Linked DNA regions of Homo sapiens: region 2 is linked to region 1. A link is a loop called in an ENCODE intact Hi-C map of the cell type or tissue named here. Cell type or tissue: B cell. All regions are shown on one strand. Links, peaks and the distances in the headings refer to the core of each region. The heading gives the core; the rest is flanking DNA. Region 1 overlaps SNED1 (sushi, nidogen and EGF like domains 1). Region 2 overlaps PASK (PAS domain containing serine/threonine kinase).

Evidence for each region. Hi-C counts contacts between places; a loop is a spot of excess contacts. Peaks named below come from ENCODE experiments on the same cell type or tissue, not always from the same donor. Only the 100,000 strongest peaks of a DNase experiment are listed, where the experiment ranks them.
Region 2: a loop joins it to region 1, with 8 times the contacts of the local background. A loop is called at or near these places in 4 of 110 quality-filtered maps.

Annotation. Positions count from the first base shown.
Region 1 is chr2:241,031,754-241,041,587 of GRCh38, forward strand. It overlaps SNED1 (sushi, nidogen and EGF like domains 1), which reads left to right. Exons shown (of 32, transcript NM_001080437.3): 3 at 1,982-2,122; 4 at 2,815-2,977; 5 at 5,037-5,162; 6 at 5,487-5,600; 7 at 8,322-8,435; 8 at 8,547-8,660. SNED1-AS1 (SNED1 antisense RNA 1) reads right to left here. Exons shown (of 3, transcript NR_187212.1): 2 at 1,748-1,850. Among named protein-coding and RNA genes, the nearest start is that of SNED1-AS1, 27 kb to the right of the region's middle. RefSeq lists enhancers at 2,347-3,290, 3,291-4,232, 4,233-5,176, 9,606-9,655. In B cell, for the core only: no CTCF peak of the experiment used is centred there; DNase peaks (open chromatin) are centred at 2,788, 3,888, 4,508, 4,948 and 1 weaker place; H3K4me3 peaks cover 2,377 bases; H3K27ac peaks cover 2,946 bases.
Region 2 is chr2:241,107,642-241,117,475 of GRCh38, forward strand. It overlaps PASK (PAS domain containing serine/threonine kinase), which reads right to left. Exons shown (of 18, transcript NM_015148.4): 13 at 7,647-7,772; 14 at 7,402-7,536; 15 at 4,599-4,798; 16 at 526-659. Among named protein-coding and RNA genes, the nearest start is that of MTERF4, 10 kb to the left of the region's middle. RefSeq lists enhancers at 3,438-3,737, 4,008-4,057. In B cell, for the core only: no CTCF peak of the experiment used is centred there; DNase peaks (open chromatin) are centred at 1,062, 3,270, 3,880, 5,180 and 1 weaker place; H3K4me3 peaks cover 823 bases; H3K27ac peaks cover 4,811 bases.

The sequences.
Region 1 (9,834 bases), core at 1,098-9,097:
CCGAGTGTTAGCACTTACGTTCGCCTTCCTGAAGCAGAGCACGTAGTTTCTCTAATGTTGACTTTTACATAAGTGGAATGTACACTGTATGATCACCCATCTTTCTCAGTGACTACAAACTAGCCCAGCACCAAGCGGCACGTGAATTTGTTTCACCTGCACCCCATGACTGGACAGCTGCAATACCAGGGGCCTGAGGCGGGCACGGCATAGCCCAAGTCGCCTTATGCATGATCCTGTCCTGGTACACATGTTTAGAAGGGAGATTGCCACCTGCAGAATTCCAGTTTTCCTCTCAAAAATCTACATATTCAGGCAGGGTGCGATGGCTCACCCCTGTAATTCCAGCACTTTGGGAGGCCAAGTCAGAGGGATCACCTGAGGTCAGGAGTTTGAGATCAGCCTGGCCAACATGACGAACTCCCCTCTCTACTAAAAATACCGAAGTCAGCCGGGTGTGATGGCGGGTGCCTGTAATCCCAGCTACTCGGGAGGCTGAGGCAGGAGAATTGCTTGAACCCGGGAGGCAGAGGTTGCAGTGAGCCGAGATCATGCCACTGCACTCCGGCCTGGGTGACAGAGGGAGATTCCATCTCAAATAAAAAAAAAAAATCTACACGTTCATACTCGGAGCCACATTTAGAAGTGCCAGTTTCCATTGTTCAGTTCCCACCTATGAGTGAGAACGCTTGGACACAGGAAGGGGAACATCACACACCAGGGCCTGTCGTGGGGTGGGGGGGTCGGGGGAGGGATAGCATTAGGAGACACACCTAATGTAAATGACTAGGTAATGGGTGCAGCACACCAACATGGCACATGTATACATATGTAACAAACCTGCACGTTGTGCACATGTACCCTAGAACTTAAAGTATAATAAAAAATAAAAAATAATAAAAAAAGTGCTGGTTTCCTTGCACCCCAGCTGTCATTTTCCAACTTTGCCAACTCAATAGACAAAACAATGAGTGCTACTTTTTAACTTACATATCTTTAATTTCTAGGGGTGCTGAATTTGTTCTAATATTATTGGTTACTTGTATTCTACTGTGATGTGTCTCTTCATACCCTCTGACATTTTTTCTGTAATACTTTTGGTCTTTTTCTTATTGATCTGTAGTTCTTGAATTAAGGGTCTCGATAATTTTATCTGCTGTATGCGTTATAAATAGGTTTTTCACATTGCTGTTTGCCATTCAATTTGATCTTATGGATTTTTTTAAGTATTCGGAAGCCCTTTGCAGTCAAATGTTTAATTCTCCCTTTTGGTTTTTGCTGTGAACAAACATCACACTTAAAAGTCCTTTCCCTTTCCTGAGTTATACATATATGCCTGTATTTTCTTCTAGGACTTTTCTTTCACTTTAAAACCTTATTTGATTTGGGATTACTTTTTGTGTGTGGTGAAAGGCAGGACCCTGATCTGATTCTTTTTCAGGGGGTTTCCTGTTTGTCCCAAGATCATTTCTTAAACAGTCCCGATCCTTTGCTTGATTCTCATCTGGCGTACCTCATCTGTACGCTGCCTGCCAATATTTCCTTGCAGTAGAATTCTGTGAAAACCATAAGGCCTGACTGTTAAACGCTGCAGCACGGCTCTTCCTTGCTTCTTTTTACCTTTCCTCTTTTCCTTTTTGCAATTTTGCTCATTTCACACAGGAGATTTTGTGGATCTGGCTAAGGGCAGGGGACAGTGTCTGCTCCCATCTGTGGGCCCCGCACCCACCCCAGGTGTTTCACTCACCCCAGCAATAGTTGTGGGTTGCAGACGGCCTCTGCTGAGTGGCAGGCGCTGGGAGACAGCAGAGGATGAGGCCACCAAGGTCCTGCCTCGGCTGCCCGTCCAGCTGGAAGACACAGACATTGAGCAAGCCAGGGGCCCAGTGGACAATGACAGTGCACCAGGATGGTGGACAGGGCAGGGCTTCCCTGGGCCAAGGGGAGTGCAGGGCCCTGTTCAGCCCCCTCTCCCCGGCAGGTCAACACATTCCAGACTGTGCTCATCACAGACGGCAAGCTCTCCTTCACCATCTTCAACTATGAGTCCATCGTGTGGACCACAGGCACACACGCCAGCAGCGGGGGCAACGCCACTGGCCTCGGGGGCATCGCAGCCCAGGTAGGCGAGTGCAGTCGGTGCTCTGTGTTCAGAACCCCTGCTCCCCACAGCCAGGACTGTCATGAGCTGATGAGGTAGGCAGGGGCTCACCATAGGCAGATCCCCCAGTACCGTGCAGAGGCCAACGAGAGACATCCACAACCATCCCTGAGGCCTCTCACTGCCCAAAAACAGAAACATCCTCAGGCCCAAAGGCACCTTTGTCCCCCTGACCTGCCCCGCCCTGCCCCTGCAGTCCCCTTTAACAGCTGCAACAGCAACAGAAATGTCCTCTGCTCCTTGTGCCCTGCAGTCTGGCCTAGCCAGTGACACAAGGGACCACAGCCGGCAGGAAACCCCGGGTGTGGAGGGAATGAAACAGGACAATGGCCACAGGGTCAGTGCTCCCCAGGCCCGAGAGTGCCTTTGGGCTGTGCGCACCCCCACTCACCTCCTGGCCACCTGCTTTCTCTTGGGTTCATACTTGCCCCTGGCCCCAGGGGAGGCCCAAGAGCCCAGAGGTGAGCTGCCGGAGGACTGGGCTGGGGAGCCAGGGCCAGCCCTCTCCTTGGCTCCCAGGAACGGTTGGCTGAGGTCAGGACCTGGCTGGGAGGTTGCCGACCCTGGCAGGAACATGGTGGGGGCAGGGTAACCCCCACCTCTGTAGACCTGGGGAACTGGCCTCCCTCACTCTGCCCCCACCCCACCCCCAGGCTGGCTTCAACGCAGGCGATGGGCAGCGTTACTTCAGTATCCCCGGCTCGCGCACAGCAGACATGGCCGAGGTGGAGACCACCACCAACGTGGGTGTGCCCGGGCGCTGGGCGTTCAGAATCGATGATGCCCAGGTGCGCGTGGGGGGCTGCGGCCATACAAGTAAGAGGACAGAGGAGCAGCTTGGGGTGGGAGCGGGCTGAGGAAGGGGGTTGATGGCAGAGGAGAGGTGGAGACGAAGGGGGCTGGATGCTGACGGGGAGAGCAGGAGCACTTGGGTGTCCAGCCCAGCCCACCTCAGGCGTGTGAAACTAAGGAAAGCCTGGCTGGTCCTGCAGCCTCAGCTTCCCCTAGAGAAGACCCCACACACACACTGCTCTGGGTTGGAGGGAACCCTCTGGAGACTGTGCCCTAGAGAAGATCCCGCACACACACTGCTGTGGGTTGGAGGGAACCCTCTGGAGACTGCGGGTTTCGGGGGTAAAGAGTTCTGGGTCCTCAGGGGAGGAGGAGCCCAGGGACACCTCTCCCTGGGACCATGTGGTCCCTACTCTCCCCTTATTCCCACCCAGCCTCCTGCCTGGGCTGGGGGAGGAGCAGCATGTGGTCTCTGACCCTCAGGGCCACCCATGAGGCAGGTCCTCTTACCACCCAGGTCCTCATTTTTGCCAGCGGGCTTGCTGCTTGGTGGGATTTGGTGACTGCTTGACAAACCCAAGCATCACGTCTACAGGGGAGTTCCAGGGGTCCTTCCAGCCCACAGTGCACAAACGGACGGGGTGGGTGTCCCTCCCAGGGGTGGGCACGTGGTTTGTGGGAACAGCCAGGGCGGCAGCAGAGCCATAGATGGTAGCCTTAGCCCTGCTGCTGTGCGGCCTTGGGAGCCAAGGAGCCTTCAGAAATCACTGCTTACACTTGGGGCGAGGGCAAGCGACTGATCCGCTCCACTGAGGGCGGCGCATCACAAGCCCTGCCAAGCCTGGGGCCGCAGTGAGGCTCGCACCGGGACCTGCCCCAGACTCGCCTCCCAGCCGCGAGCATCTAGGCTACGAGAGGGGAGAGGGGCCGCATCTCCGCAACACTGAGTCCCCAGAGAACACGACAGGGGTAGCAGATGCGCGCGCACCACTGTCGGGGCGGAGGCGGGGTGCAGGCGCGCCATGGGGTGGGGGATGAGGGGTAGAGAGTGTGGGGGTGGGGGATGGGGTATGCAGGTGCGCCACAGGGTTGGGGATGAGGGGTAGATGGTGTGGGGATGGGGGGTGCAGGCGCGCCACAGGGTTGGGAGTGAGGGGTAGAGGGTGTGGGAGGTGGGGGCGTGCCATGGGGTGGGGGGTGCAGGCGTGCCACGGGGTGGAGGGGTGGGGGGTGCAGGTGTGCCACGGGGTTGGAGGTGGGGCGTAGTAGGGGTGGGGGGCGGAGGCGCGTCACGGGGAGGGGAGTGGGGGGTGGAGGTGCGTCACGGGGTGGGTGGGGGGTGGAGGTGCGTCACAGGGTGGGGGGTGGGGGGTGGAGGCGCATCACGGGGTGGGGGTTGGGGAGTAGAGGCGCGCCACGGGGTGGGGAGAGCACCGCGCGCTCATGGGAAGAGGAAAGATGCAGTCGCAGGGCGGGAAGACCCATCTGAGGGCTGCAGGTGGTGCCGCGACGAAGGAGGCCCGAGGAGCCCGAGCTACCCACACACTGGGGCACGAACAGGCCCCCGCTTGCATCTGAGCTTAGGGAGTCCGGGCTCACGGGGCGGGGAGCCCAGAGCGGCCGCCCAGCATCCGAGGGACACAGCCCTCCTGCAGCCCCCAGCCACACCCCCTGCGTGGCCCGCCTTGTCCCAGAAACGCTGACATGACGGCTGAGTGCCAGCCTCGGGTTTTCCACGCCAGGAACCCTGGAGGGGAGGCGGAGTGTGCCAGTTTTTAGACCTGTCCACGGCAGCGCTGAGAGGGATGGAGGGGACGGGGTGCTGGTGTGAGTCGCTTCAGGGAGTCCGCCCCACACGAAGCCACCTCCCCAGAGGCCACGCCAACAGCACCGCCCCTGCTCCCCTGCTCCCCTGCTCCGACCTAAAGTGAAACCTGAAACCTGGCTGCTTTGCTGCGGTCACCCGGGCACCCAGAGGCCGACCTTTTGGGTCAGGGGAGGGAAGGGAGATGCGGATGGGAGTGGCTCTCCTGCCGAGTCCGGAGGCAGCGGCTGAGGCTCCAGCCCCTCCCTATGTCTGCAGCGTCCGTGTGCCTGGCCCTGCGCCCCTGCCTCAACGGCGGCAAGTGCATCGACGACTGCGTCACGGGCAACCCCTCCTACACCTGCTCCTGCCTCTCGGGCTTCACGGGGCGGAGGTGCCACCTGGGTGAGTGACTGGCCCAGGGCGGGACCACCCGCTGGCTGCGCTGGGCTCAGGAGGAGCACTGTAGGCTCCGCCAGTGGCCCTGGGCGCCCAGGGTCCCAGGTCAGGAGTCTCTGTCCCCAGGGTGTGGGTGACTTGCTTAGGGGACCACTGGGGACCAAAGGCCATGGCCCCCTGGAGTGAGCACCATGGGCGGGTGCAGTTGCTGCCCTCTCTGAGCCAATCTCGGGCTTGCTCCTCCTCCGTCCCCGGCCCAACCCGAGCCCTTAGAGAAAACTCCTCATCCGGGTTCCCGCCGCTGAGGCCTCAGCCTGCCCCATGTTTCAGACGTGAACGAATGTGCCTCCCAGCCCTGTCAGAATGGTGGGACCTGTACTCACGGCATCAACAGTTTCCGCTGCCAGTGCCCGGCTGGCTTTGGGGGACCCACCTGTGAGACAGGTAAGAGGAACCCACCGGGGCCCACGGGGCCCTGCTGGGGGCAGGATAGCGGGAGACACAGCTGGACAAGGCTGAGGTCTTGGAAGGTCCAGCAGCTGTGCATGCTGCAAGGTAGACAGCCCAGAGAAGCCACCCTCGAGGAGTGGAGGAGCCCAGATGCCCAGGGAAAGGCCCATATCTGGGTAGGGGGCAGGAGCCATGACCAGTCACACAGGCTTCCTAGACCATGGCATTCGGACCAGGGATGGGGCCTCAGAACAGGCCAGTGCCCAGGTCCCAAACCAGGCCAGGATCAGGGTCAGACAGGCACCAGAGCCCGGATGGGAGCCCGCTGGGGATGTGGTGGGGCCGTCAGACCCCCTCTCAGCCCAGGACCAGCTTGAGGGGAACGTGAAGTGCTTCTGGGGTCAGATGGGCTGGCTGTGGGGCAGGAAGGGCACAGCCACACGGTCCCTGCCGCTCCCTGCGGCTGCTCCTGGACGCTGTTTCTCTCCTGCCCCTGCCTTCAGGGAAAGGGGGTCTCACAGCCTAGGTGGGGCCTGGAGTCCCTCTCCATCCTCACTGCTGCTACCAAACCTCAGCTTGCCCTCCCAGTTCAGAGCCCAGCTCTTTCGAAGCAGTTGTCATCAGAGTCAGCCTCTACTTACTGCCCTTCCCCCGGCACCTCTTTAGGCCCCTCACCCATGCCCTTCACCCACCTGGTAAAGAAAGGTGGACCCCCCCCCAATTCCTGCTCTCCATCTCACCATAGGGCTCTGCTCAGGGAGCTTTGCAAAGGGAGCCCCTAAAATCAAAGCACCGTGACCTGCTGCTCCCCACCCAGCTCAGCCAGGTGTGCGTGTCCTGTGTGACAGTCGCTTACAAAAACATGTAATAGATTGTTTAGATCAATGCATTCAAATAGTGACTATATCAATATCTCAATCTAGAAAAAAACAATTCTTATCAGATATTTATGGTCATGGGAGGTTTTTTAAAGTACTTCCTTCCTGTGTTTACACATATTGGTATTGGAGAGAGCTATAGTTGAATGGCAGTAAGGGACTTTTGCACCTGAAAGTACATTAGAATGAAGTTCTGCAGGAATGCAATGGAAATGTGACTTCAAGGTCCAAAGCAGTGAAGCACAATTCCCACCTGGCGAGATGGGCTTGCCAGTGTGTTTACAGATCACACATAGGTGACAGCACAGTGACCCCAGTTATCCCTTGCTCCCCGAGCCCTGCCACTGTCTTCCCACAGCCAGTGTCGGAGCAAGCTCCATTCATAGGAGCCTTTCTTCATCCAGAAACTCCTGCCCTGCTTGCCCACGTGCTCTCAACGTGAGACGGGTGGGAGTCGGGCTTCTGTGGCATTGGTGCCGTGGCAGACTCAGCCCTGCAGGCGTCTGTCCCTTGGTAAAGGCCAGGGAGGCTGGCAGGATCTCCTTCCTCTTGCTCAGTGCTCTCCCTGTGCGGTGCTGGCCAGGGGCCTGGCTGCGGGAGGACCCAGGCCTATGATGAGGGTCCCCAAGGGTGACTGGGCAGAGCTTCCCAGGAATGGGCTGCTCCTCGGCTATGCCCCAGGCTCCAGGAGCCCCTCTGTGATGTGCAGCCTGGTGAGGTCCCCTAAGAGGGCTTGAGGCTTGGCGCCAGGAGGCTGGTTCAGGTCTTGGGTCTGCAGCATGTCAGTTGTACGTGTGGCCTCGGACCGTGAGCCTTCACTTTCTCAGTGCAGCTGTGGCACAAGCCTTGGGTACAAGCCTTCCCGCCTCGACCCCCCACAGGGGCTCCCTGATCTTGGAAGCCACCTTGGCCCCCAGAACCCATAACAGCAGGGGCGCCCGCAACTAAAGGCTAGGGTGTGCATGCTCCTCCACCTAGCGGAGTTGGGGTCAGGGAGACAGGGATCACCATGTCCCATCAGCCACCAAAGGGCTTTCACACCTCCTGGGGGAGTAGTCAGGCCCTCCTGTCTCCTTCCTATGCCAAAGAGAGGGCCCCACCATTCCCCCATGACTCCAGGGAGGGACACACGCTTTGGCTATCACTCTTGTTTCTGAGTTTGTTCTGGGTATGAGCTGTCAGTAAGACAGGGGATGTGGTTCTCCTCTGCGTCTGGCTCTGCTGGCCAGGGCAAAGGAGAGACCTGGGATGTGTGGGCCAGGTGCTCTGGACTCAAGGAGGGCCAGCATCCGGTGAGGAGGGAGGGCAGAGGGTGGGCTCCCCTAGCTCACTCCCACTCAGTAACTGGGGGCCAGAGTCCCTTTGCCCTGGCCGTTCCTGCACAGGCCACTGCCTGCCCCACCCAGCCTCTCGCCCCAGGGGCCACTCCTACACCCTGGGTGCTGCACACCCTTCCAGGCTCAGTCACAGCCTGCATCCTTGACCACAGCTCTTCTCACAGTCCACTTGGAATAAGAGCCACCTAGGGAGGGACCATCCCCCAAGAGTGGGAGTGATTTCCATGCACCCCCATTTGCCCCTGCCCAGCATACACACCCATCCCTCCATCCCAGGTTTGCTGAATTAGACCCAGTTCAGACAGAGCTTCGGGTGGCCAGTCAGGACTGCCTGGCCAGGCCTCTTTCTTGCCTGTCGCCCGCTCAGAAACCTGCCTGCCAGGCCCCCCTGCAATGTAAGCCAGTTGGGGGTGGGGCTCAGTGTACGTCCCAGGGGTTTCTGTCCCCTCAGGTAACCATAACTGGGAGTCCATCGTCCTGTCTACACCTCCTCACTCTAGCCCAATCCCCCTGTGACACCAAAGAGTGTCAACATGGTGGCCAGTGCCAGGTGGAGAATGGCTCTGCGGTGTGTGTGTGCCAGGCCGGATACACCGGAGCAGCCTGCGAGATGGGTGAGTGGCCTGGCTTCGGATTGGAGAGGGGCTCCTGCCCGTGGCCAGGTGCTGGGCACAGGGTGGTTGTGGCCTGGCTCAAGCCAAGCCCGCACCTCTGCTGCCCCTCAGATGTGGACGACTGCAGCCCTGACCCCTGCCTGAATGGAGGCTCTTGTGTTGACCTAGTGGGGAATTACACCTGCTTGTGTGCCGAGCCCTTCAAGGGACTTCGCTGTGAGACAGGTAACTGGCCAAGTGCCTGCAGGCCACCATGGCTGATGGTGGCTTTGTGCCGTGAACACCCCCATAGCCACTTTCCCCTTCCTTCCTTGCCATCTGACTCACCTCACACCTGTCTCTGGGGTGGGAGGATGCCTCTGCCCCCTTCCCACTCCCCAGCGCTTCCCGCTCAGCCTGGATCCTAAGCCACCAACTGCAGGGAAAATAGGAAGCAAAAGATGGATGCTGCCTCCAGGGTGCTGTGTGAGGCTGAGCAACCCCTTCCCCTCTCTGGGCCTTGGTTTCCATCTGTGAAATGCCAGGAGGGATGACAAAGTTCACAAGTCTCCTCTTCCAGCCTGGGTGACTCTTGACTTTTTTAACATCTTCCTCTCCTACTCTAGAACCCTCAGCACACAAGGGAAAGTAACGGGAATCAGAAAGAAAACTGACCTTTCACTATTTTCTATTCTATTTTGTGTTGTTTAACTGCTAGTTGTGACTTGTTAGAGGAATTAAAAGGCCAACTGGAGATTGCAGCCTACAGTATAAAAATGGCTTTCGTGTCTGATTGTTGCACCTGCCTCCAGAGGCTCACCCACTGTGCCGACTTCTGTGGACGCACCAGGTGCTGCTTCTCTCCAGGGAGATGCTAAAGACAAACTATTCAGGTTATTTTTAGTTTAAAAAATTCAGGAGGAAATTCTGTTTTACCCGTAAGACACAGAGGGTCATGGGCCCTCCATCAGTCTTTGCCGAGTGCATGGGAGGCCAGGGTGTGTCCTGAGGGGAGGGTGGGGCAGGAGCGGGAGGAGGCAGCCTCACCTATTTGGCTGCTTTAAAGTCACTGTTCCGTGTCACAGCTCACTTTGCCCAGATTGTTATCTAAATATCAATGTATTTCACTAAATTCATGTCAGGAAACGGATAAGTGGTTTCAAAAATTTTTTGCAAATAAACCGTGTTTTCTACAGAATAATGATGCAAGTAGAGTGAATAATAAGAAACAGACTGGCCGGGTGTGGTGGCTTATGCCTGTAATCCCAGCACTTTGGGAGGCTGAGGCGGGCGGATCACTTGAGGTCAGGAGTTCAAGACCAGCCTGGCCAACGTGGTGAAACCCCATCTGTACCAAAAATACAAAAGTTAGCCAGACGTGGTGCTGCATGCCTGTAATCCCAGCTACTCGGGAGGTTGA
Region 2 (9,834 bases), core at 1-8,000, 75 kb after region 1:
TGTGCTTGGACAGAAGCTGCAGGAAACATTCATTGCCTCTGAAATGAAAGCTTGGAGTTCAAGATGCCATCCCACTCAACCAAAATCCAGGTGGTGCAGAGGTTCCTAACTGCTCTATTCTCAGGGGCTCTGGCAATGCAGAGCTGTGAATAACGCAGGGTTAACATGACAGGTGAGGGGATGCCAGCACAAGCTGAGAGAAGCCCCCAGCCTTGCATCTGGATTCGGGCCCCAGTTCCTTTAACCATGTAGGCACCAAGTCAACAGGGCCACTTGGAGCCTCCCTGTCCTGACTGCAAGTGTGTTTCTCACAAGAGGGCCTCTAAGATCCAAAGAGGAACATTAACAAAAACTAAATTATCAAGATGTTTTAAAGTCATATGCAAATTATTTGATGAATAGAAAAGAAACAAATGAGACTGTTGATATGGACAGAGATACACTGAGGAATGAGGAAATGGGAAAAAAAAGTGGCTGGTCTCTAAGGACAGTGTCGACTGTCTACCACTTGCAGCTCACGCTCACCTTTGGACACCAGGTATGGCGGGTGTATGGCAGCCTCCACGGTCTCCTCCAGCTCACAGAAGGGGTTCTCCTCAAAGACCAGCGTGTACAGAGTGACTCCCAGAGACCACATCTCCAGCTCCGGCCCTCTGTAGCTGTGAGGAGGAGGAGGCATCAGGACGCCACGGCACTCAGCGCAGGCTTGCCAAGCCCGCCCATGGGAAGCACCATGGCCCTTCCCGACCAGCACACAGGCCAGGCAGTGGTTTCCCAAGAGGAGGGTCACTCCACCCCTCAAACACGCCCTCCATTTCCACGCACTTCTGCCCCAGGCCAGCCAGCAGGCCATGTGCCAGGAGTGGAGAGGCCATCGGGCAGCTCCGAGGCTAATCAGGAACTTCCTTGTGGACACCAACCACAAGACGTGTCTACCAGAGGGGGGAGCGGGGGGAGGGCTTCCTGGAGGAAGCAGAGTACACGTCCATTGGCTTTGCTGAGGGCCACGGGAGCTGCAGGCCACTTCAGAACAGGGTCACGTGCCCTTCAGACGTGATCAGGCATGTTCACGATCTTGGTGTGAACGGGCTTGGTGTGACCATGGACACACATGCCCTTTAGGAAGATGGCTGTGGCGACGATGTGAAGGGTGCTGCAGGACGAGACTGAACAGGGAAAAACACCGAAGGATGAAAGCAAACAAGAAGGACGTGGTGAAGGTGGGTGTTCACACAGTGGGCCAAATGGAGGAGCAAGCTTCAGGGAGAAGACACCCAAAGGACTATTGTTACTTCCTGTCGCCGTAAACATCCTCATCCACGCTACCATTTATTTCCTGTCACCGTAAACATCCTCATCCACGCTACCATTTATTTCCTGTCACCGTAAACATCCTCATCCACGCTACCATTTATTTCCTGTCGCCGTAAACATCCTCATCCACGCTACCATTTATTTCCTGTCACCGTAAACATCCTCATCCATGCTACCATTTATTTCCTGTCACCGTAAACATCCTCATCCATGCTACCATCTATTGGGTACCTAGAGATGCCAATGCTGTACCAGCATTTTACATGGCTTAACCCAAATCCTCACAACAACCTAGCAAGATAAATATGACTTTCATTTTGCACAGAAGAGCAAGGCTTGGTGAGGTGAAGTTGCTGCCAAGCACGCACCAGAGCCAGGTCACCAGCACCCACAGCCCTGCCCCTGCACTGGCCAAGGCCATGCGTCTCCAGGTCCGCAGCTGGGGGTCTGTCCCCAGAAGAGGTCTGGGAAGCAGCAGCCTGTTCTCAGAACCAGAATTAGACAAGGGAGCCAAGAGAAACCACAGCAGTGAGAAGAGTGGCACGGACAGAGCCCCGGGCTGGACTCGGAGAAGAGGGGCTGGGAGGGAGGGGAGGGGAGGGGAGGGGAGGGCTCAAGAGGGCAGATCACAGAGGCCAGAGCAGCAGCGTGGGTGAAAGTCGGGCCCCCAGGCTGAGTCAGCAGGGTGGTGGGGTGGCTAGCACAGACCGCAGGGAAGCTGAGCGGACGGATGAGAGCTGTAGGGGCTAGAGCAAGAAAATCAGTTTCAGCAGTTTTTGTTTTTGTGTTGTTTCTGTTTTTTAGAGAGATTTCAAGATGTTTAGAAGCTGAAGAGAAATATCCAATAGAACAGAACAGAGGTTGGCAAACTTTTCCTGTGAAGGGTCAAATAGTAAATATTTCAGGTTTTGGGCCACATGGTCCCCACTGCAACTCAACTCTGTCATGTAGGACAAAGGCAGCTACAGACGACACATAAGCAAATGAGCACAGCTCCATTCCAATAAAACTTTATTTATAGAAACAAGAGGCAGGGGATGTTTGCACACACGTTTGTAGCAGCATCACGAACAACATAAAGATGGAAGCAAAAGGTAGAAGCAACACAAATGTCCACTGACAGATGAATAAGTACAGCATATCCAGAAAACGCAATCAAATTCAGCCTTGAAAAGGAAGATGCTGGCACAGGCCACAACATGGATGGACCTTGAGGACTTTATGCAAAGTGAAATAAGCCAGTCACCAAAAGGCAAATGCTGTACGATTCCACGTATAGGAGGTCCCTAGAGTAGTCAGATTCATAGAGAAAATAGCAGAATGGCAGCTGCCAGGGCCTGAGGAAGGGGAAGAGGGACCTAAGGCCACAGTCTGCCGACCCTGGAGTAGACGGAGATGAAGATGACAAGACAGAAGCCAGGGCCCTGAGGATGGGATTGAGAATAAGAACTCAGAAACCCTTTCATCCAGGGAGATGGGGAGAGGACGCAGGAGGGAGGAAGGAGCTCCTGAGAGGAGGCCTGCAGCCCCGCAGGCCCAGGAGCAGTACACCGCTCACAGCCAGAAAGGAGAGGCCAGGAGGCAGGGCAGAGCCCTGGCAGGGCAGGCGCTCAGGGAGAGGGTGGGAGCCACAGCTCTGGGAGGCAGGGCCAAGGTGGCCAAGCAGCACTGAGCTCTCGCCCAGGTTGGATCCCCCCTGCACCCTCCCCAAGCTTCACGGCCTGGGTACAGGAAGGGGTGACAAGCCATGCAGCAGGCATCATGGGTCAGTGGACAGGGGACAGGCAGTTCCCTCCAGCACGGAGGGCACGACAACCACTGCAGGGCAGGCAGAGCCCACCAGCGCCCACCAGGCTCTAGGGCAACCAAACTAGATCTGAAGGGAAACTCCACGGCCCTTCTTAGACCAACCCCCTTCGATATTTCACGCTGTTTGGTGGCTCTGAAGATGCATGGAGGTTCTAGCGGGGAAGAGCCCATTTTCACTTCCTCCATACTCTGCACACAGGGCATCCAGGCCCAGAAGAGCTCAACGCTGCCTGGCATGGAGAGGTTGGCGCAGGCTGAGGCTGCTGGGCTCTGAGGACTCAGGGTGTGCAGCCTGGAACCTGCACCTCCTAATGAAATATGGCCTAAGCAGACACCAGGATCCAGAGCCCAGCCACTCCTCTCCCCAATGCTGAGGCCCTCCCGAGAGCCCAAGGCACGGCATGGAGCTCGTGCGTGACTGCGAGCAAATGCCCTGGCCTCAGGCCACCAGGTCAGGTGCAGCAGGTCTGTGAGGGACCCCGTGTGCCTCTCCTGTGGGGGCAGCATCAGCTTCCCTCCTAGAGAACCACATGGAGCAGATATGGGCGGTGCAGCAGAGCACTGCAGCAGAGGGCCAGGAGGGTCCAAGCAGTGCTGTGATCATCCGACTCTCTAACCATGAACTCACCTAGAGATGCATTCCAACCACACCTCTCTAAAATACATGTAGGTGTTAGTGGAAAACACCTGCTATCTATTTCTGACTTAATAAAGTCTATTTCATACACATAGACACATTTGGTTTACAGGCAGATGAGACAGTGATCGGGCACGTCAGCAGACAGTCTCCACTCAGGCCCTACAAATGAACCACAATCTTCCTTTCCGTTTTGCTTTCCTCTCTAAAGTCCCCCGAGAGGAGGCCCTGCCCAGGCCGGCCCCCGACTCACAGGCTCCCCAGACTGCAGAGATGCAAACTCAGCCACACACCCAAGGACGCCGCTTCTCCCCACAGCAGAGCAGAGGCTCAGCTGGCCCACTCCAGTGACATGGAGTCTGGCTGGTCAGCGACAGCCCCTCCAGCCAAGGGCTCCACCTTCAGCACGAATCCTCTGCCTCGGGACTTTCTCTAGTGCTTGATTTCTTGTATGGTCAGCCCCGCGGTATTTTATTGAAATAGATATTATTCCTGTCATCAAAATAAATAAACCTAACTAAAAAGAATCCTCTTCACTTATTTGAAGAGTGCCATTTTGGGGGACTCTTCAATATTTTTCTTGGCTTTTTATTATATGAAACTCCAAACAAATAAAAGCTGAGAAAATAAAATTATTAACTCCTATATCCATCGCCCAGTGCCTTTGCCCAATATGACCTTGCCTGCCTGCCCACTTACTTTCCAGCATATCACCCTGACCACTCAACACTCATCACAAAGAGGCACAAAGGAAGCCATTTTCCCACCCAAAATCAAGCCACCCTCAGGGTCCTGACAGAGGACACGAGGACGGGCCGCACCGCAGCCGCATACGTACGGATTCCCCATGAGAACTTCCGGTGCACAGTACTCGATGGTCCCACAAAAAGTATAAAATAATTTTCCCCTTTCCAAGTAGGCGGCCGAGCCAAAGTCTATCAGCTTGATTGTGAAGTCCTCGGCGATCACGATGTTCTCATCCTTGATGTCACGGTGGATGATGTCCTTCAAGCGCAGGTATCCCACTGCTGACACTAGCTGGAATCAGGAGGCCAGAGGGGGCTTTTTAAAAAAGCAATTCAACTAAAATATGCATTTAAAATAAACTGGAACAAAAAAAAACACAAAGAAAAAATAAACCTCCGACTCATAATGAACTGGGGACAGGAAAGATTTTTCAATGCTGAAGATATGATTGGAAGCAAACAGGAAACAAAGCCCTTCAGGAGGCGTGTTCACTGGGGATGGCCACGTTAGCCGGCAAGGTGGCAACATCAATGAGACTCGTGAGTTCTGTTTGCTGCTGAGAAAAGCTTCCCAGCAGACACTCGCCCCCACCAACGCACACCATGCCTATTTCAGGAGGAAAGACAGGCCACAAAGCCACAGCTCAAAGACACTCATGGTGGGCAAGTGAATGGGTGCAGGTTTGGTGTTAAGTGGGAAGTACCCAAGAGAAAGCACCAAGTCGATAACCTCAGCTCACAGGGAGGGAAAGTGACTTGCCCAGAGTTCAGGCAGCAATTTGGGGCAGAGCTGGGAGCACAGCCTCAGTGGCTTCTCAGAGAGCAGCATGACGTATCAGCCATCCTTTCCCCAAATGTGTGGCTACTCAATGATGCAGACTTAAAGCAGTTACACTGGAAACGGGCTTCGTTCCCACGGAGGTGCAGCTGCAGTGCTCCACTGCCTGCCCACTCTGCCTCTCCAATAACAGAGGCCAGCAACATCGGCCTTTCAGTTTAGCTCAACTAGGATGAATTAAACGTCTGACTGTCATAATTTGGACACCCATTATACCAATCAACTTAGTGACTTCATGGATGTATCATGTTGATCTTTTGAGACAAATTTATATTTACAAATGAGTATCTTTCAAATCAGGAGCAATAATCACAGGTTAGCTAAGCCCGATTAACTTACATTTAATAAATATACGCATATTTATACACATATATACAAACATATACATACCTGCATATTTATATATACATACCTGCATATTTATATATACATACCTGCATATTTATACATACATTTAGATACATACATGTGCACATATATACACACCTGCATACACACGTGTGCATACCTATACACATAACATATACTTGTACATAGGTACACACATAAATACACATATACAAGCATGCATGCATACATACTTACATATATATGTAGATATATACAAATCAGTCAGGATCCAATCAGGAGACAGAAATCACACATGAACTTGAACATGGAAAGTTTCATTAAGATTTATTAACTAGTACTGAGAGATTAACCACAAAGGGCTAAAGAGCGACTTGAAGAAAGCTGCTCTTCCTGCAGATGCTTCTGTGCCCTGGACTGGCCATGCTGCCCTGGAGCGGCCTGAACCAAGCCAGGGCTGTTCCCAGGCCCAGCTCCCCGACCCCGCTGCTGAGCAGGTCCTGATGAATCTGGAGCTGACAGGCAATGCCCTGAGAACCAGCATGATTCCTACATACATTGATGTGCGATCATATACTTTATAAAATTGTGCATCTGTATTTACATAGAATAACATTTATGTCTATATATTTACAAAAGGGGTAGAGATTCTTTTGGCAAAAATTTTAGAGTATAAACACCATAATTATGTGTCTCACTAGCCCCAGAATTAACAGCTGTCAGGCAGCAGCTTTTAACAAGCGACCCTCAACATAACCTCATACAGATACTCTGTTTGCTGTAAAAAGTTTCAGAAACAAGTGTTGGCCACAAACTAAAGGGAGGACGTCACCTTCCAACACAGGAAGAGGGAGAGAGGTGACCCTTTTTTGCAGAACCATAATATCTGAAACTTACAAGTAGGAGCCTGAGAAACTAAACTTCGGAAACCCAACAACCCGAGAGTGTGTAGCTTTAAGGAAGAAATGTTGATTCACGGAAGCTGTCATTAGAAATCGAGTTGTCCCCAGCAAACAATCCAAGAGCAAATGTGAGTTGTCTACACAGCCCTTTGCTGGTATTTCTCCAGTTCTTCTGGGGGAGCTGGGAGCAGTACAGGATGGAACCGCCACCCTCTCCTTAAAACCCAACACGAGTTACCGTTTCTTCCCCCTGTCCCTCTGCTAGGGTGCCTTCCTATTTGGATCATCACTCTCCCATTCCAATAAAATAATGGCCGAAGTTCAATATGTAATTAGACACGAAACAGATCAAGACAAATACTTACTGAAAAGTGAGAATGTCAGGATCTCAGTTTTGCTGGTTAATTACCTCAACAGCCACCATTTAGTGGGCACTTACAACCTGCAGGCCGCTGTGCCGCACACATGCCTTTGAGACGCTCTCTGGCTGCATCCTAACCCTTACTGGTTAATTTTTATGATTGTTGTGGATATTTTATGTATGTAAATAAACCTTAACCATTAAACATACTTTCTCAGTCATTCCAGGACTGTATCTGGCCTCATCCTTCCTTCCCAACCTCACTTTCTCTACTTCAATCATAGAATTTTCTTCTCAAAATATATATCCTACTCCATGAAATCCCCACACAGAAGGCTAGATCCAGCTCAGAGAGAGAACCGAGTATGGATCACTGATCTTTGCAGCCACCGGACCCAGGCACCCAGGCCTGCGTTCACACTAACACGGCTCTGGCCTGCTCTCACTTGTCGGAAGATGTAGCTCGCCAGGGGCTCATCCAGCCTGGGGTGGCGGTCGATGAAAGCGAAGAGGTCTAGGCCGGAGCCGTGCTTCTCCATCACAAGCTGGAAGAACCCTTGGTTTTCAAATATATCCAATACCTAGGAAGAGACAAAGCCAAGTCCAACTCTACCAAAACATCTTCAAGTCAACAAATTGAAGACATTTGACATGAGCCAAGTTAGGGTATCTCTGAAGAGGAAACCATCACCTTGATGATATTGGCGTGCTCCACCCTGGATAGAATTGCGATCTCTAAAGTAACTTTCCCAAGTTTGGGATCCTCAATCCAACAATCCTCCAAGACCTTCTCCTTCTTAATAAACTTCACCACCACCTGTGAGGAAGACAGAGCGTAGTGGAAATAGCTGGAGCCAGTCCTCAAGCATCCCATTGCACCAGGGCCACCCAGTCCTCAAGCATCCCATTACACCAGGGCCACCCGGTCCTCAAGCATCCCATTACACCAGGGCCACCTGGTCCCCAAGCATCCCATTACACCAGGGCCACCCGGTCCCCAAGCATCCCATTACACCAGGGACACCCAGTCCTCAAGCATCCCATTACACCAGGGACACCCGGTCCTCAAGCATCCCATTACACCAGGGCCACCCAGTCCTCAAGCATCCCATTACACCGGGGCCACCCGGTCCCCAAGCATCCCGTTACACCAGGGGCCACCGGTCCTCAAGCATCCCATTACGCCAGGGCCACCCGGTCCCCAAGCATCCCGTTACACCAGGGGCCACCCAGTCCTCAAGCATCCCATTACGCCGGGGCCACCCGGTCCCCAAGCATCCCGTTACGCCAGGGGCCACTCGGTCCTCAAGCATCCCGTTACACCAGGGGCCACCATCAGTCCTCAAGCATCCCATTACGCCGGGGCCACCTGGTCCTCAAGCATCCCATTACACCAGGGGCCACCATCGGTCCTCAAGCATCCCATTACGCCAGGGCCACCCAGTCCTCAAGCATCCCATTACACCAGAGACACCCAGTCCTCCAGCATCCCATTACACCAGGGACACCCAATCCTCAAGCATCCCATTACACCAGGGCCACCCAGTCCTCAAGCATCCCATTCCACCAGGGCCACCCAGTCCTCAAGCATCCCATTACACCAGGGCCACCATTGGTCCATGCGGCAGACACATCCCCTGCATTTACCTCCCCTAAGTCCCACGGACATGAAAGAAGAAACAAAGTGATAAACGCCTGCAGCACAAGGAAGCACAGAAGGGGGTCAGCAGCTGACCAGAAATGCAGCGTCATTACTGCCCATTCTGTAAGGTGGACAGATGGGTGAGATGGAGAATCCAGGTGGAGCTGAGGGAGCCATAACCTGGGCTGGAGAGAGGGCCCCAGAGGCCTCAGGGCATGTGCCCCGGAGAACATCCACGTCACCCCGACTTCTCAACCAAGGACTGGAAAGCCCTGGCCAAGAGAATAAACGAAGAAGCCAGAAAACTAGAAAATACAAAGAAAAGCTATCACTCTTAGACATGTTTTCAACATTGACTCTGAGATTAATCAGACTTTAGCAAGACTGACAGACATAAGGTAAATATAAGAAAAACAGTGCTACCACAGTCAATGATAGTCAAAGTGTAACAGAAAAAGATACCATTCACAAAAGAAAGAACACTGCAAGTCGCTGAAAATCTGGTCGCCCAACACAACGCCTGCTGCTACGTGGGTGTCGGCACGCAGCTGAAGGAGCGATGGGCAACCCAGCGGGTGCCAACCACAGGATGGGCCTGTTCAGGTGTCAGGAAGAGATGCTGAGTGAGATCACGCACCAAGGAACGATGAGTGCCAAGAAGGAAAAAAAGATGGGGCAGGAAGTGCCGCGGGGGTGCAGCCCCTGCGAGGTGCATGGGATAGGGAGTGAGTCCCGGGAAGGCAGCTTCTGAGCGCCTCGGGGAAGGCCCTCCAGGCAGAGGGCAGCGGGAGCACAGGACTGTGGCAGAGCGCACCTGAGCTGTGAGGAGGTGTGAGGGAGGCGGGGGGCTGGGCAGGCAACGTAAGTGGGCATCGGGAGGGCATCGGGGCCAGGGCGGGAGCAGGAAGAATCATCGGAGCCTGGGCAACATCCAGGCCTCTCACCGTCATCAGGAGAGAAGGGGGCAACTTGGGTGCCAGCCTGTGAGAGGTGAAAGGAGACAAATTCTGAAGACCCTTTGACGGGAGGGTCACTATGGCCCAAAAGGCCAGAAGTGAGACTGAGGGAAAGCAAGAAGACGAGGGGAAGCAGGCTGTGGTCCTGAGGAGCAAAAGAAGGGCCTGCTGAGATGTGGCAGAGCTCCAGAAGCCTCCGGGAGGGCGGGAGCCCTGACACTCTAGGTGAAGAGGCCTGCGGCCTGTCCAGCTGCAGGGCCAAGGAGACAAGAGGGCAGGCT